2 separate regions of the Homo sapiens genome follow, and region 1 is linked to region 2. A link is a loop called in an ENCODE intact Hi-C map of the cell type or tissue named here. Cell type or tissue: breast epithelium. All regions are shown on one strand. Links, peaks and the distances in the headings refer to the core of each region. The heading gives the core; the rest is flanking DNA.

Region 1 (9,750 bases), core at 636-8,635, 75 kb before region 2:
AAGATACATGCATGTGTATGTTCATTGCAGCACTATTCACAGTAGCAAAGACATGGAATCAACCTAAATGCCCATCAATGATAGACTGGATAAAGAAACTCTGGTACATATACACCATGGAATACTATGCAGCCATAAAAAGGAATGAGATCATGTCCTTTGCAGGGAAATGGATAGAGCAGGAGGCCATTGTCCTCAGCAAACTAACACATGAACAGAAAACCAAATACCTCATTTTCTCACTTACAAGTGGGAACTGAATGATGAGAACACATGGACACATCGGGGGAAACAACACACACTGGGGCCTGTCAGAGGGTAATGGGGAGGAGGGGGAGCATCAGGAAGGATAGCTAATGGATGCTGGACTTAATACCTGGATGATGGGATGGTCTATGCAGCAAACCACTATGGTACACATTTATCTATGTAACAAACCTGCACATCCTGCACACATACCCCTGAACTTAAAATTTTTTTAAATTAAAAAAAAAAATCTTTATCAGCTCAATATCATCACTTCCCTTAGGATATCTTCCCTGATACTCAAGCCTCCCCTCAAAAGCAGGGTTATATGCCCATCTTGTGCTCCTATAGCTGCACCCTATGTCTGCCCCAAGTCTCCATTGCACTTTTCAGAGTAACTGGTCACTTATATATCTCATTAGGGGTAGAGACATTATGAGGTGCAGTTGTCTATTAAAGTTGAAAGCAAACTCTAAGGATGCCTAGGTGAATCTCCTGCAACCATTTCTTACTAACTGTGGGATCTTAGGTAAGTTGATTGGGCCTTCTATGCTTCATTCTCATATTTGCAAAATGGGTATTTCTTAGTTTCTTATGGCTCCTGTAGCAAATTACCATTAACTTGGTGGACAGAAACATCAGAAATTCATGCTTGCACAATTCTGGAGGCCCAAAGTCTGATATCAAGGTGTTGGCAGGGCCATGCTCCCGTGAAGGCTGTAGAAGATGATCTGTGTCTTGTCTCTTCCAGCATCTGGGGGCTCTGGGTGTTCCATGGCCTGTGGCTGTATCACCCCAATATCTGCCTCCATGGTCCCATTGCCTCCTCTTCTGTGTGCTTCTTCCCTGTGTGTCTCCTACAAGGGCACTTGCCACTATATTTAGGGCCATCTTGGATAATCCAGGATGACCTCCTCATCTCAAGATACTTAATTACATCCGCAAAGACCCCCTTCCCAAATAAGGCCACAATCACAGGTCCGGGGATTTGCATATGGACGTATCATTTTTGGATGATCCCTATTCAACCCACTACAAGGCATTATAACAGTTTGCTTAGTTTTCATATTTGTTGGGAATATTGAAGGAGATGATGCACATAAAGCTCTCAGAACAGTACCTGGCAAAGAATAAAATGTTCAATGTTCAATAAATGATGGCCATTATTATCATTCTGTTTCCTAGTGACTATCACAGAGGCTGGCATATACATACATATATATATATATATATATATAGAGAGAGAGAGAGAGAGAGAGAGTGTGAGCTATATATATAGCTATATATATATACTATATATTGAGAGCTATATATATAGCTATATATATACTATATATTGAGAGCTATATATACGCTATATAGCTATATATATAGCATACATATAGTATATATACATATATATGTATATATACTATATGTATATATGTATATATACATATATATGTATATATACTATATGTATATATGTATATATACATATAGTATATATACATATATAGCATATATAGTATATATACACGCTATATATAGCGTATATAGTATATATATACGCTATATATATAGCATATATAGTATATATACATGCTATATATATAGCATATATAGTATATATAATATATAGCATATATATTATATATATGCTATATATACCTATATATGATATATAAGCTGTATATATAGATATTATATATATGCTGTGTATATATTATATATATGCTGTATATATTATATATATACACTATACATATACACTATATATATATATACACTATGTGTATATATGTAGCTCTCAATTCTTATTTTCCTGTTTTCCTAAGTTAGAGATGTTAACTAGCACACTCTAGATATATTGCTAACATCAAGGGCTTAAATAGATCATGCTAGTTAATCTTCACTTTGACAAGGATATTCAGTTAACCAGAATTCTCCTCCCCCATGACATGTGAATCTTGGCAGTGCTTCCAGTTGCAGCTCTTTCTCAAGGGAAGGATCTCCATGTTGAGGGCATGGAGAATTTTGCTCTTTGCCAGTCCTCAAATAATGAATGACTTCATTTAAAATAAAGTTGAAGAGGTCAAGTGTATGTAATTATAGACGTGGGAAGGCTATGAAAGCAACCATCAAATAACCACCCTGCAAGATTACAGGCATGAGGAGGGACCGAGGCTGGAAAAGAAATGACTTGCCCAGGTCATTCCTTGAGTTGGCAACAAGGCAGGATCTCTATTCATCCAGATTCAGCCCAGTCTTATTCTCACCAATGCTCTGCCTCAACTTGCTGACACCATTCAGTGCAAGAACTAATACCCACAATAGTATCATCTATTTGAAAAACTGGAGGATCAGAACCAATTTATGTGACTCAACAAAATCTTACTCTCATAAGCTCTCAAGACTCTATTCCAATAGACCCATGTAATAATAATACATAATAGCCTTATAATTTGTATTTTGTATTTCACTTTTATTTGCAAACAGTACCTCAGAAAAGCAGTATAAGATATTTCAGGCTTATTTGACACACCTAAAAGTCCTCTACTTTTCTCTTCTTTTTTATTTTTTTGTTTGTTTTTACTTTTGTTTTTGGAGACAGGGTCTCAGGGTCTCACTCTACTGCCCAGGCTGGAGTGCAGTGGCATGATCATGGTTCACTGCAGCCTCGACTTCCTGGGTTCAGGTGATCCTCCTACCTCAGCCTCCCAAGTAGCCACAGGTGTGTACCACCATGCCTGGTTAATTTTTGTATTAGTTTGGTGCAAAAGTAAGTGAGTTTTTGCCATTAAAAGTATTAATAATTGCAAAAAGCACACTTTTGTACCAACCTAATACAATATAATTTATAATATAGATATTTTTAATAATATTTTTTGTAGAGATGGTGTTTCACCATGTTGCCTAGGGTGGTCTTGAACTCCTGAACTCAAGCTATCTGCCCACCGTGACCTCCCAAAATGCTAGGATTACAGGCATGGGCCACTATGCCTGGTCCAACTTTTCTTCCTAATAGGATCACTCTTTCCTCTTCACAAACTCCATACCTATTCCATGCCTCCTCACTGCACACTTCTGTTCAAACCTTTTTCTTTGTATCTTGAACACCTTCTCCTCTATTTCTACCTCTCCAAACCCTATCATTCTTGAAGTCTCTGTTAAAATGTTATCCGCTCCATAAAGTCTTCCTTGTTTGCCACCAAGTGACATTTCCTGTCTCTGAACCCTCATTTTACATCTTTTACACCTTTATTGTGGCATTAATCATTTTCTAATTTATATTTACTTACCCTCCTTTTCTATCTCTCCCCTTATTTTATTGAAGTCACAGAGACGTCTGTAAAATGAGAGTCAAACAAATAAACTGGAAAGTTCCTCTGTCCACAGGACTTTCAGAGAGAAGTTAAATGTGTAATCCTGATACCTTGACCACAGCTAAATGGACCAGGATACGACCCCAGTTCAAGACCAGCCAATCCCTAGACTGACCAGCAGCTATGAGGCAGCAGACAGGGGTGACAGTGATATGCTGGAGCTGGCTTATGCTAGCTTATGGGCCCCAACTGTTCCATTTTCAGGATTTGAGGAGCCAGGTGACGTTATGTTGACAGCTTGAAACCATCTCTCGTAGGAGTATTTGTGCCAAGGAAATTGGCAACACACAGGTGTCAGGGTTTCCCCTACCCCCACCCAACCTCCCACAGAGAACCAGTTATTAAACATTACCAGCACAACACTGATGATAGCAAACTGAACCTTCTCCCCAGGCAGTAGAAGTGTGAGACCTACAGAATGAGCCAGCGGTCCTTAACACAAACAAAGGCAGAACTAACTCAGAGAGGAGGCTGGGTGCAAAAGACAGGACACAGACAACGGCATGAGGCAGCAAAAGCCACAAGGCTGAGAGATAGGAATAGAAATAAGCTGGTCAGTAATGGCAGGTTCAGAATAAGCAGAGGCAGGGAGTGGTGGAATTGTGACGATGACAAATTCCTGGAGTAGAAACAAACAAGTGCCTCTGCCTCGGGATGATGACTAATCCTGCCTCCTGGATGCTTTGCTGGATCCCACATGACCTTTCTAATTCCTACTCATCTGTGGGGCTGGCTTTGCAGGGATTCCTTTTTTCCTCACTTTCCTGCCTCCCAGATAAACTCTCATCACAGAGGACGTGCAGCCCAGAGAACACAATAGAGTGACCATTGCACTTTACAGCTCATAAACTGCTTTCACATCTATCCTCACATTGAATCCTCATGATAACTTTGGCAGGCACACAGGACACCAGCTCTTGTGAGCCTCAGCCAACACATGAGATAAGGAAGCTGAGGCTCAGAGAAGCTGCAAGACTTGCCCAAATATATGAGGCTAGAACAAAAAAGAAATGACATATGATCCCAGGTCCTCTGGCCTCAGGATCAGGGGCTCAATCCACTTTGGGCATAGGTGAGCTGGGAAGTCCACATAAGATGGGAAATGCTTTAACACTTTGTCCTCTCAGATCACAGCCCATGAATGACAGCACGGTTAGTCAACCATCAGAAGGAGCGAAGAGGCCAAGAGATAGAAAAAGTGAGAGAAAAAAGAAAATGAAAGAGATGAGGAGAAAATGTGATTTGGAAGTTTGGGTATCACATATAAATAATATAATATATAGGTATGCACACACACATAAATATACATGTACAGTATACATGTAATATCACATTATGTATGTTATGTGGCATCAGACATACCTGGGTTAAAAATCTCAGCTTCCCTACTCATTGGACACGAGAACTTGAACAAGCCACTTACCCTTCCTGAGACTCTATTCATAAAATGGACATTAGTTTCTCCGTCCACTTTGTAAGATTCTGATAAAGCCTGATGAGAAAATGTATGTAAACTATCTGACACAAAGCTGTCCATAAAGTAATAATTTAATATATTTGATATTTAATTACTATTATTTTTAAGAAATAATTAAAACAATAAAAAGCTATAATCACTTAGTTATTAATTAGGATCATTAATCTGCCTTTATCCTAAAAAAAAAAAGTCAGCTAATGAAAGAACTCCTCTATATAAATCAAGGATATTTTATACATGTACACAGTCTGCTCTACCAAAAATTAAAAATATCATTGAAAACATACAGGATTCAAAATTAAATGTCTTTAAATAAAGCATAAAGCAAAAACAGCTGCTGCTGGAACTTGGTCCCTAGGCAGGTTTGATTTTTGAAAATGACAAAGAGGCCAAATTGTGCTTCGATTCCTGCCTGAACGGAGTGAGAGATGGGGTGTGACTGCCTCCCTGACAGCCTGCTTGGGGGAAGAATGCAGATGCTTAAACAAAGGATATTGTATGCTGGACACACAGCTTTCTGGGACTCTCAGCCATCAGGGAATTCTGCAGCCACATCACAAACAGCCTTGCTGAATTTTTCCTTCCATTTTCTAAACTAGCAATCACCACAAAGAAGACACCCTAACGGGTGCCATGAATGCAAATTTATTAGGCTGATCTGGGATAACACTCCTTGCCACCGGCAGAAAAATCACCTATATTCCTGGAGACCTTAGTATGTGGCCTTATCACTTCCTAGTAGAGCCTCTGCTACAAGACTAATTCCACCTGGAGGATAAGTGTCTTATGCTGCAACCTAGAAATTAGACCCAGAATATGTACTGGGGGAGGAGCTGTTTGAATATGACTCAAATATAATTTTTAAATATAATTTTAAAGTTAAGTAAACAAAAGTAAACACAAAAAATAAAGCCAAGAATTAAACCAACCAAACGGCACTCACCTTAACCAATGACCACCTTTTGCATATGTGCTTCCCAGCTTCTTTTCCTTCTCGTGTATGTGTTCACAGAATTGAAGTTAGAGTATCTTCATGATTTTGCAATGCAAATTTTTAGGAACTAGCTCATTGTGTAAGGGGAGTGGAACAAGAAATGGTAATTTGAAGGTATCCATCTTACCCTACGCAGGTAGGATGCCAGGGTGCCAGAAAGTGTCATCACTAGAGAAGCCTCACTTCTCTGAGAAAGCAATGTCAAGTTAAGGTGCTTCTCTTTGTACTCCAGGATGAGAAACAGCCCCATAGTGTTTTTTATTTATTTATTTATTTTTATGTTTTTGAGATGGAGTCTTGCTCTGTGGCGCAGGCTGGAGTGCAGTGGCATGATCTCGGCTCACTGCAACCTCTGCCTCCTGGTTCAAGCAATTCTCCTGCCTTGGTCTCCCAAGTAGCTGGGATTACAGGTGCGTGCCACCATGCTCGGGTGATTTTTGTATTTTTAGTAAGCTGGAGTTTCACCATGTTGGCCAGGCTGGTCTCAAACTCCTGACCTCGAGTGATCCGCCCACCTCGGCCTCCCAAAGTGCTGGACCCCATAGTGTTTTATCTCTCCTGCCCAGTGTTCCTGCTACACAAACTGAGTCCAGGTTTTTGACCACATCTCAATGTCTTCTCACTGTGCTGCCACAGCTGGTGTTCACTGTGCCTAAAACTCTTTTCCCCACCGTCCATTTATCTCTCTGACTCCTTTTTACCACTCAGATCTCTTATTTCCCACCCGTTCGCTCGCAGACCTTTGCTGAACCTGACCTGACCTGCCACCTCAGGCTCCAGGAGGCCGTACAGAAAACTATAGCTGCCGCTTCCTGGCACTTATGACAGTATTTTAATTTTGGTTTTCATGTCAATCTCTTTTCCAACGGGGAGACATGAAATTACATCCAGAAGGGAAGGGAAAGACCAGGAAGCCTGGCTCGCGCCACCACCACGGATGCAGGTATGCCATGGTGGTATTTGAGCAGCAAGAGCCTGGGCCTGAGAGCGAAGTGGGAGCAGTGAGGCCAGTGGGATAGCAGATGTGTCTGTCCAGATGCTCTTTCTCTAGAGCTCTGTCTGGGCCTCCAGGCTGGGGCTGGTCCTCAAAAAAGATCACACCAGAAGAAAAGGAATCTTCAAGAAATACAGTCATGATCAAACAGCCTGAGGATCAGGGAAAGGGATGGGTCAACATCAGTTCCTACTAGCAAGCCAATTCCAGAGAGGAGTGGGAAAGGGAGATGACTGCAAACCCCAGCGGGGGTTCCCTGAAGAACTCCTAGACCCTCAACTGTCAAGATGGAACAGGAAGACATGTAGCCAAGGATGGCAACAGTGGTAAGCCACAGTGCTGTTAAGCATGCTCCTGCGTCCAAAGAGATGCAAGAAGGAACACAAGCAGATGGTCAGCAGTGCCGAGGCTGTCTGGGGAAAAGGAGATTAGAATTTCCCTCTGTGGGCCTCAAGGGTAGGACCTCTCTAGACCACAGAGCTCCAAAATAGCTTATCTGTGCATTCATGTGCCCTCCCCCAGAAGCAACCAGAACAAGAGCTGGTAGAAGGAAGGTGCTGGATAAATCTATGTTGGATGGATGGATGGATGGATAACTGCCACTGTAGGATTACCTGGAGATAACTGTGTCTCAAGAAGTAATAGAGAAACAAGGCCAGGTGCGGGGGCTCACGCCTGTAATCCCAGCACTTTGGGAGGCCGAGGTGAGGTGGATGGATAACCTGAGGTCAGGAGTGAGACCAACCTGGCTAAAATGGCAAAACCCTGTCTCTACTAAAAATACAAAAAAATTAGCCGGGCATGGTGGCAGGCACCTGTAATCCCAGCTACTAGGGAGGCTGAGGCAGGAACCCAGGAGGCGGAGGTTACAGATAGTTGACATCATGCCAGAGCACTCCACCCTAGGTGACAGAGTGAGACTCCATCTCAGAAACAAAAACAAAAAGAAGTAATAGAGAAACAGTATCACTTGGGCAGTCCATCACCTCTGCCAGGTGTTTGGAAGGACAGATCCAGAAGACAAACAGAGATGCAGGCTATGGAGCTCCCTGGAGCCATGGCCCCACAGGGAGGCAGCTGAGCAAGTCTACAGAGGGAAGCCTCACTGGCTAAGATTCTACTCTTCAGTCACATCCTGCTCCTGAACCAGGTACCAGACTGTAGGCCTGACTCAAGGCAGGGTTCCATCATCCATATGTGCAAATGAGGAATGCTTGAAATTTTAGAATTCTGAAGGACTTCAGGAGTCCTGAGGAAGTTTTCGCAGTTCCCAAACTATAATACTTCAGTAGTTCAGAAATCCATATAGATATTTCATATTATTATATTGTATTATAGCAATGTTATATATTATTATAATTACATTATATATAATTATTATAGATTCTATAATTATTATATATAACTGCAGATTCAACCAGCTGCAGATGGAAAATATTCAGAGAAAAAAATAGTAAATAACAATACAACGATAAAAATAAAACTTTAAAAAACAATACAACTATTTACATAGTAATTACATTGTACTAGATATTATAACTAATTCAGAGATAATTTGAAGTATACCACAGGATGTTTGTAGGTTACATACAAATACTATGCCATCTTACATCAGAGACATGAGCAGTCACAGATTTTGGTATTTGCAGGGGGTCCTCAAACAAATCTCCCACAGATGCCAAAGGAAAACGGTGTGTGTGTCTGTATGTATATACATATTTTATATATATAATATATTATATTTTTGATGATATAATATATTGATGATGTTTCAATCAACAGCTGCATATATGATGATCTTAGAAGATTATAATGGAGCTGCCCTACACAGGTGTACAGTATTTAAATGTTTCACATTGTGTTTATGCTGTTTCTTTCTATGTTTAGATACATAAACACTTAACGTTGTGTTACAATTGCTTACAATATTCAGTACAGTAAAATGCTGTACAGTTTGTAACCCAGGAGCAACAGGCTATACCATGTAGCCTCTGTGTGTAGTGAATTATAGCATCTAGGTTTTTGTACGTATACTCTAATGTTTACACAATGACAAAATCATCTAATGATACATTTCTCAGAGCATGTCACTGTCATTAAGTGACAAATAACTATAATGTGTAAATGTGTGGGGTATGTGGATACATACATATGCATGCATATGTGTGTATATATATAAAATATATAATATTGTGTATATATATAATGTATATAATATATATAATATATTATATAAATAATATATAATATATAATATAAATAATATATATTCTATATAATATATTATATATTATATATAATATAAATAATATATATTCTATATAATATATTATATATTATATATAATATAAATAATATATATTCTATATAATATATAATATATTATATATGATATAAATAATATATATTCTATATAATATATTATATATTATATATAATATATAAAATATATCTTATATAAAATATATAATATAAATATAATGTATAATATATAATATATAATATTATATATTTTATATATAAGATATATATTTTATTATATTATATATTATATACTTATATAATATAATATATATTTATATAATATAATATATATTTATATATTATATATTTATATAATAATATAATATATATTCATATATTATATATTTATATAATATATAATATATATTCA
Region 2 (9,750 bases), core at 544-8,543:
AAACTTAATATAGATCTAATACAAGTAATGCATCTCATCAATTATAAAAGGAATATAAATTAATATGATAATCCTTATCAGCTAATTTTTAATAAAGCAATGAATGTACAATTTATCAAATAATGACTATATCATTCCTCTAATAAAAATGCGTATCCCTCTCCAGTCAAAAGACAGAGAATGCAGAATGAAGCAAACACAATTCAATCATAAGCCATCTACAATAGACACACTAGATTCAAAGATATAAGTAAGTCCAAAGTGAAAAGATAGAAAATTGTATACCATACAAACAGTATCCAAAAGAGAAGTGGAGTGGCTATACTAGTATCAGACAAAAGGGCTTTAAGACAAGATTTGTTACTAGAGTCAAAAAAAGACATAGTGATAAAAGGGTCAATTCATCAGGAAGACAAACAATAAAAACATAAATGCACCTAACAACAGAACCTCCTAAAACATGAATTCAAATACATAAGTTGAAAGGAGAAATAGACATTTAACAATAATAATTGGAAACATCAATAACCTGCTTCCAATAATGGCTGAAGACTTGAACAACACTATAAACTAACTAGATGTAACATATCTGTAGAAAACTCTAAAAATAGCAGAGCATACATTCTTCTCAAGTATGCAGTGAAAATTCTCCGTGATAAAGCGTATGTTAAAAGGCCATAAAAAGAAACCTCAATAAATTTAAAGACTGTTAAATCACACAAAGGATGTTCTTTGACCATCACGGAATAGATTTAAAAGTCACAATAACAAATACATTTGGAAAACACAAATATGTAAAAAGTAATCTAAACACTTTTAAATAACAAATGGTTTTAAAATGTACAAGGCAAATTAGAAAATTATTTGAGATTAATGAGATCAAAAATACAACATACCAAAACTTATTAGGTGCAGCTTAAGCAGCAATCAGAGAGAAATTTGTAGCTGTAATGCTTATTATGAAAAGAAGGAAGAGCTCAAATTAATAATCTAAACTTCTATCTTTCAAAACTACCAAAGAAGAATAAACTAAAACCAAAGCAAGCAGAATAAATAACATTATAAATATTAAAGCACAAATAAACGAAATAGATAACAAATAGCGAACATCAATGAAATCAAAAGTTACTTATTTAAAAAAATCAATAAAATTAATGAACACTTAGTGAGGCTGAACAAGAAAAGAGGAATCAAAATATTAAAATCAGGAATAAAAAAGGGGACCTCAGCATCAACCTCATAGAAATAAAAAGGATTAGAAGAGAACATTACAGACAGGATGCAGTGGCTCACATCTATAATTCCAGCACTTTGGGAGGCCAAGGCAGGAGGATCACTTGAAGCCAGGAATTTGAGACCAGCCCAGCAACAAATTAATTTAAAAAAAAAATAAGTAAATAATAACTTTTTAAAAAAGAGAATGCCATTAACAATTGTATATCAACAAATTAGAAAGCCTAGATAAAATAAACAAATTCCCAAACACCAACAACTCATACTAAAATAAGAAGAAATGAAAAGTCTGAATAGACTTATAACAAACACAAATTGAATTAACAATTTTTAAACTTTCCACAAGGAAAGTCTAGGCCCAAATGGCTTTACTCGTCAATTCTACCACAAACTTAAAGAAGAATTAATATCAATACTTCACACACTCTTAACAAAAAAATTACAAGAATACTTCCCAACTCATTCTATGAGACTAGTATTAGTTACTCTAATACCAAAAACAGCACAAGAAAAAAAACACCACAAGCTGATAACCCCCATAAACATACATGCCAATATTCTCAACAAATTACTTGCAATCCAAATCCAATAACATATAAAAAGGATTATACACCATAACCAAATGAAATGTATCCCAGGAATACAAGGTTGGCTTAAAATATGAAAATCAACCAATTTAATATACTAAATACACTAAACCATAAAACTACAATCATCTTAATAGATGGAGAAAAGCAGTAAAGTGGTGATAACTTGTATATCAATTGCATGGTGAAATAATAATAATTTGCATATATTGATTTAAATAAAATACATTACTCAAGTTAATTTCACTTGTATCTTTTTAATTTTTAAAATGTGGCTAGTGCACACCTTAATTCCAGCAGTTTGGGAGGCCAAAGCAGGAAGCTAGCTTGAGTACAGGAGTTGGAGACCAGCCTGGGCAACACAGCAAGACTTCATCTCTACAAAAACTTTTTTTTAAAAATTAGTTATGCATTGCAGTGTACGTCTGTAGTCCTAGCTACTTGGGAAGCTGAGGTGGGAGGCTGCAATGAGCTATGATCACACCACTGCACTCTAGCTTGGGCAACTGAGCCACACCCTGTCTGTAAAAAATAAAATGTGGCTACTAGAAAAGTTCACATTACATATATAGCTCACATTTATGGCTTGTGTTGTATTTCTATTGGACCACAATGGTCTAGGCATATCCTAGTTTGAAGATCAGTGCTCTAACAGCATTTGGTGTTTTCAAACATATTTCTCTATGTTATTTATCAGATGAGAAATCAGAGAATGAGGATGGTTAACATGCCCAGGTAAACATAACCTTCCCCATAGGTGTCAGAACTGGTAGTGGGATTCAGTAATATCCTTAAAGTCAGAGTTTGCCCTAATTGCATAACTGGTCTCTGGTCTTTCTTAGAGGTACAAAATAGTCATTGAATATGTTTAACATTTAAGTTTCAGAAATTTTTTATGTTTTCCAGATCCAAGAGGAATTTAGCTTTTTTTTTTTCTCATTTTTTATTTGGATATCTCCTTCCACTGCTAGCAATCAAGGATTTCACTGCCATTACCAACCTCCATGTTGTCTGGTAACTGTTTTGCTTTGCTTTTGCTTTGGTTATCCATTCTCCAGGACTACCACTGTGTTCAGGCTGGCTTTCTCATCTACTCTTTACCTTGAACTGCATAGCAGATAACAGCTAAGATGTTTTTTCTGTTTGTTTAAACATCTATTTTGTGTCAAACACTGTAGAAGACTCTCTACTTAAAATATTGCTAATTATCATCACCATAGCCCCCGCTTCACAGGTAATGTTTGTCTTTACCTCCACAGATGAGAATACTGAGGTTCCCAAAGTTTAACTGCCAAAGTTACATAGTAACAGAGGAAGTCGGACTAAAAGCCACGTCTCTGACTCCATAGCCCTGGTGTGTCCATCATATCACTCTTCCCTATCTCTTAATATGGGATGAATATGCATCAACTGTGGGCCTACAAACAATGGTATTTTCATATACACGATTCATGTCCTTATGAAAATCTTAGAGTTTCTTATTCTCTGTACCAGTTTGTCTATTTTTTTCTATTGAAAATTGAGGTCTATGTTTTTTCTTATTGTTATGAATTACGTACTCCAATGTTAGTACAATGGCTTACACTATAAATGAATTTTGGATGTGAGATGACATAAAGTCCTATAGTCCTTTCTCAAGTCCCACAAAAAAAAGGAGACAGCAAAAGTGAATTGCTAGCACTGACAATGAAGCACTAAGACTAAAATCAAATATCCCTCTTCCCTCTGAATGTTTTTCCTCTCTTGTCTTTACATTTAATCAATCCTTGTACAAAGGCTGGTGATAATGCCTGCTACCATATAAGCTTCATGATATTTCTTTTTAACTGCACGTTTAGAGTTTTGAAAACAAACATTTAAAATGTTGAATCTTCTAAGATTCTAAACATATTAAGGTCAAATTTGATAGATGCAATGCTCTTCATCTACTTAAAGTCTACATATTTAATATTTAGTCAAGATGCATCACTTTTCTCTGCCTAGAATAATTTATCAATTGAAGTGGTTAGCTTACCACAATGTGGAAAAATACAATATATCCAATATATACTGCCAGACCTCATTCTTACTACAGGAGAAAAATGAGTAAGCATATGTGAGGAATATCTCTGATTTTCTGTGGGATATGTTATTTTGAAAATAAGATGCTTTTTCTCTGAGGTCTCTACTACCAATTTTCATTCATGTAGCTAGGTGTCACTGTGAAGACTTGAAGGATTATCCCTTCCACTCCTTAACTTTTAGTAGAAGCAGGGACTGTTGCTTTAAAAAAAAAAAAGTTTTATTTTTTGACATTATAATTGTATATTATTATTGCATACAGTGATGTTATATGTATACAGAGTTGAATGATTGAATCAAGCTAGTTAACATATCAATCAGCTTAAATACTTATCATTTTAAATCTAACTGCAACTTTCTACCCTTTGACCAACATTCCCTGTTCTCCCAGCCCCTGGCCTCGATAACCACCATTCTATTCCCAGCTTCCATGAATTTGATTGTGTTAGATTCCACATATAAGTGAGAACATTCAGTTTTTACCTTTCCATGCCTGGCTTATTTCACTTATATAATATCCTCCAGGTTCATCCATGTTGTTGCAGTTAGCCAGATTTCCTTCTTTTTAAAGGCTGAATAGTATTCCACTGTGTATATATGCTACATTTGCTTCATCCATTCATCTGTTGGTGAACACTTAGGTTGTTTCCGTGTCTTCGCTACTGCGACTAATGCTACAGTGAACACAAGAGTGCAGACGTCGCTTCGACATACTGGTTTCAAGTCCTCAGGATATATATACCCAAGCACCGTTTTTAAGCGTGTGTCCCTGTGACCCTGTTTTACTCAGGTACTTGCTGAGCAGTGGCCCACTCTTTGTCTTTGCTTCTAGCACTAGCCTGAGGGCCAACTAATGAAGCAAGAGACTGAGAAATGAGGAGATGGGGGCATTAATCTCAGTCTATGCAAACCATCTCAAGCAAACGACTTTACCTCTGGGCTTTGGTTTTCCAACAACAAAACAAAAATATTATTCGCTTTATCTACTCACAAAGTATATTGTGACAAGAAAAGGAAATAATAGAAGTCCCATTTCAAGCCAGGATTGAGATGAGCTTCAGTGTGTAATTTTTTCTGCCTTCTTGCTAGATTTGCCTTACCTCAATATTCTGTATAGATCACAAGGCTCCACCGATGACCAGCCCGGCAAGGTCATATTGCAGCAAGTAGGATTCCAATTTAGTAGGTCAGTTTCAGCCTACAGTCTCACTGTTTATGACTCTGCCCAGATAATTAGGGTTGGGAATTATCATAACTAATGTCAACAGTATTTATTTACAGCCTCTGTGAGGATGTACAGAATAATGGATATATTTTCTGTTCTTTTCACAGTTATACCCATAGTGCCTTGCACAGTGTCTGGTACAGAGCAGGCACTCAACAGAGAGTTTCTGAATACATAAATCAATCAATAAGAACTAGGAAAATTAAAGAACATATAAGGCATAGCAACTGCCTACAAAGACTTGTAATTCAATCGAGTTCACATGGCCTTAAAGATACAAGATAAGTAGCAATAGAGAAGTCAGTCAGTCTACGTAAGGGCCCAGTGAGCATCGTGGCAGAAATTACTGGAGAGGCTGACAGGTTCTCTCCTAGGTGGGGGTATTGGAGTGGGATGATAAATCCCCTGGATGCCACAAAGGGTAACACAGACCTTCTATTATGTTTCGGGGCTACACTTTGTCATCAGGGGAAGATTCTTGATATTTTTCTTTGTCAATGAGTTCATCTTTGTATGGCATAATAACCAGAATAGAGATCGTAATAACCAGAGTGAAACTTTTAGTTTGGTATTGTCAAGGAAAAAATATTGGGAAGGAAAATAACTTTTTTGTCATTGTTATTATGATTATTCATTTTATTTTTTCTCCAGTAAACATAAGGTAACAATGCTACAGTTATCCACAAAATGGCTCATGTCTTTGTAAAGCATGCTTTGGAAACATCTACCTCTTTCCTTCCTTCCATCTCCCTCCTTCCTTTCCTTACCTTGTTTTCTCCTTTTCTTCATCTTTTCTTCTTACAGCATTCATTGGGCAATTACTAATCAACAAATACTTATTGGGCACTTGTGTTCCAGGAATGTGAAAGGCAAGGGAATGCGGAGATACATGAAGGAATTACATTTGAGTAACGTTTCTGCAGTATAATTGACAGAGCATGGTTGACAATTGTTTTTGGAGGGTGAGAGAGATGAAGGAAGAGGATGACTCATGTTTCAGCTTGAGAAACTGGTTGTGTGATGATGACGTCAGCCAAGACAAGAAGCAAAATAGGAGAAGCAGATTTTGGGGAAGATGTTGAATGCAGGTATAGACACATTGAATTGATGTGGCTGAAGGACACCCAGGTCAAACTGTTAAACAGGCAGTTGGAAATATGATTTTGACCATGAGGCTAAAGAGATGGATTTGGAAGACATTAGCATTTAGATGATGTTTGAAAACATGATAATAAATTCATCTAGAAAAAGTAGGTAGAAATATAGAAAAGGACCAGAAACATAAGCCTAAGGAACTCTCACACGTAAAGAATATGTAAGGAGAAAGTGAAGGAGGAAATTATGAAGGAAGGTTTAGAAAAGTAGGAGAACTAGAAGTAATTGAGGATGGTACTACTCTTGAGTGCCACATCAATAAAGCACCTTGAAGTTGGTCAAGGTCAGAATGAATCTTAATTTCTACTTTCTCCTTTTCCAACTCCAAACCAGAGCTAATTAGCTCCCATCTAAAGACTCAAAGCTTTCCCATTCTGTGGGGTTAATTACATTTATGGGCATGGGCTCTGCCACAGAAAGAAACCAGCAGCATGGAAGTAAGGCATCCAGTTGACCTTAACTGCAGTGCCTCCTGAACTGGTTCCATTTCTATGAGATGGGGTCTTGACTCCTCTCTTTGTTCAAGCTCCTGTAATGAACCCCTGTGTTCCTGGAGTCCCAACTCTAGTCTCCTGAGACAGAAGTTTTCCCCCTTGTACTCCAGGGTTATCTATTCCCCAGCGTTATAGTCTTGGGATGACTTACCTGTCTTCATGTACTTATCCTATATCTGACAATGCCTGGAATTATTTTTGGCTAGTTTAAGAATCCTAGGAGCATCTGCATGGTGTTTGGACAGCTCCTGAAAACAAATTAACCATTTATAAACAGACCCTTGTATTACTATTGTATTCTTTTAGCTATCATTTCCTAAAATTGCTATTTATTAATTCAACAACCCCTTTAATAAGTGCATGCAATTCCCAACTCTTGAAAGCCTACTATGTGCAAGGCATCGTTGTAAGTGCTGAGGATACAACAGTGAGCAAAACAGGCATGGACCTTTCCTCATGGGCTTGTGATCTCAGAGAGAGGACAGATAAACAGTTCAAGTACATAGTGGGTCAGATGGAAACACAAACACCTTATGAGGAATAAGAAGGCTGGGAAAGAGTGGCGGCGGGGGGTTGTCATTTTATTACAATGGTGGTCAGGGAAGACATCACTGAAAAATGACTTTTAGCAGAGACGTGAGAGAGACATGAAAAAAAATGATAAAAACATGATTAAGTGAGCCCTGTTGCTACTTAGGAGACAAGTATTCCAGGTGTGGGAATTGCGAGGGCAAAGGCCCTAAGGCTGAATTGGCCTGGGCTGTTACAGAAATAAGCATTCCACTGTAGGGAAGCTTTCAGAGGGGTTAGTGGTGGCAGGAGCGATTCTGAAGAACCTTTTGGTTATTAAAATGTTTTGACTTCTATTCTGAGAAAATGTAAGTATTTAGTCAGAGGAGTTGACATGACCTGTCTTCCACTTCAGAAGTATCATCCTGGCTGCTATGTTGGGAACAGACTGGAGAGGGGCAAGATCAGAAGCTGGAATACGAGTTAGTAGGTGAGAGCAACGATGTAGCCTGGTCCAGGCTGCTTGTGGTGAGAATGGGGTGAAGTGCTTGGATTCTGGATATATAGGCACTCCTCGCTTTATTGTGCTCTGCTATATTGTGCTTCTCAGATAATGGGTTTTTCACAAATTGAAGGTTGGTGGCAACCCTGCATCAAGCAAGTCTATCAGCACAATTTTCCCAACAGCATGGCTCAATTTGTATCTCTGTGTTACATTTTGGTAATTCTTGCGTTACTTAAAGCTTTGTCATTATTATTATATCTATTTTGGGGATCTGTGATCATAATATTTAATGTTACTAGTGTAACTGTTTTGGGACATCACAAACCACAACCATATAAGACAATAATTTAATCAATAAAGGCTTTGGGCTTCCCTATTCCCTGAGACAAAACAATATTGAAATTAGGCCAATTAATAACACTCTAACGACCTCTAAGTATTCAAGTGAAAGGAAGAGGTACATGTCTCTCACTTTAAATGAAAAGCTAGAAATAATTAGGCTTAGTGAGGAAGGTATGTGGAAAGCTGAAATAGGTTGAAAGCTAGGCCTCTTGCACCAAGTAGTTAGTCAAGTTCTGAATGCAAAGGAAAAGTTCTTGAAGGAAATTAAAAGTACTATTCCAGTGAACACGAGTGATAAGAAAGTGAAACAGCTTTATTGCTGATATAGAAAAAGTGTGAATGGTCTGGATAGAGAAAATTAAACCAGCCACAACATTCCCTTAAGCTGAAGCCTACTCCAGAGCAAGGCCCTAACTCTCTTCAATTCTGTGAAGGCTGAGAGAGGTGAGGAAGCTGCAGAAGAAAAAAGTTCAAAGCTCGCAGAGGTCGGTTCGTGTTTAAGGAAAGAAGCTGTCTTCGTAACATAAAAGTGCAAGGTAAAGCAGAAAGTGCTTATGGAGAAGCTGCAGCAAGTTATCTAGAAATCTAGCTAAGATAACTGATGAAGGTGGCTACACTAAATAAGTTTTCACGTAGAAAAAACAGCCTTCTATTGGAAGAAGGTATCATCTAGGACTTTCATAGCTGGAAAAGTCAATGCCTAGCTTCAAGCTTCAAAAGACAGACTCTTTTCTTAAGGGCTAATGTAGCTGGTGACCTTAACTTGAAGCCAATGCTCATTAATCATTCTGAAAATCCTAGGGCCCTTAAGAATCATGCTAAGTCTACTCTGCCTGTGCTTGGTAAATGGAACCACAAAACTTGGAAAGAGCATAGTTTACTGAACATTTTAAGTCCACTGTTGAGATCTACTGCTTAGAAAAGAAGATTGCTTTCAAAATATTACTGCTCATTGACTATATACCTGGTCACCCAAGAGTTCTGATGGAGATGTACAAGAAGATAATTGTTGTTCTCATACCTGCTAACCCAACTTCAATTCTGCAGCCCATGGATTCAGGAGTAATTATGAGTTTCAAGTATTATTATTATTATTTTTGAGACAAAATCTGGCTCTGGCTATAAGACTGGAGTTCAGTGGCACTATCTCGGCTCCCTGCAACTTCCGCCTCCCAGGTTCAAGCGATTCTCCTGCCTCAGCCTCCCAATTAGCTGAGATTACAGGCATGCGCCACCACACCCAGCTAATTTTTGTATTTTTAGAAGTGAATGGTTTTCACCATGTTGGCAAGGCTGGTCTTGAACTCCTGACCTCAAGTGACCTGCCCGCCTTGGCCTCCCAAAGTGCTGAGATTGTTTTGAAATAAAGCTGCTATTAAGCAATTCTTCTAATAATGCAACTAACTCCTCTTTATAATTCTATTTTCATTTTAAAATTTAAAATCACTAAGTTGTCACCAGGACAGCCTCAAGTATTATTTTAGAAATAAATTTCATAAGGCTATAGCTGCCATAGTGATTTCTCTGATGGATAAGGGCAAAGCAAATTGAAAACCTTCTGGAAGGGATTCACCATTCTAGCTGCCATTCAGAATATGTGTGACTCATGGGAGGTCAAAGTGTCAACATTAACTGGAG

Evidence for each region. Hi-C counts contacts between places; a loop is a spot of excess contacts. Peaks named below come from ENCODE experiments on the same cell type or tissue, not always from the same donor. Only the 100,000 strongest peaks of a DNase experiment are listed, where the experiment ranks them.
Region 1: it touches region 2 in a loop (22-fold over the local background); 26 of 110 quality-filtered maps call a loop at or near these places.

The regions. Positions count from the first base shown.
Region 1 is chr4:14,912,947-14,922,696 of GRCh38, forward strand. The region is part of intron 7 of CPEB2-DT (CPEB2 divergent transcript); the gene reads right to left. Among named protein-coding and RNA genes, the nearest start is that of LINC00504, 30 kb to the left of the region's middle. In breast epithelium, for the core only: no CTCF peak of the experiment used is centred there; a DNase peak (open chromatin) is centred at 4,248; H3K27ac peaks cover 1,179 bases.
Region 2 is chr4:14,988,348-14,998,097 of GRCh38, forward strand. CPEB2-DT (CPEB2 divergent transcript) reads right to left here. Exons shown (of 8, transcript NR_038857.1): 4 at 6,907-7,003; 5 at 4,365-4,555; 6 at 2,107-2,207. Among named protein-coding and RNA genes, the nearest start is that of CPEB2-DT, 8.8 kb to the right of the region's middle. In breast epithelium, for the core only: no CTCF peak of the experiment used is centred there; no DNase peak of the experiment used is centred there.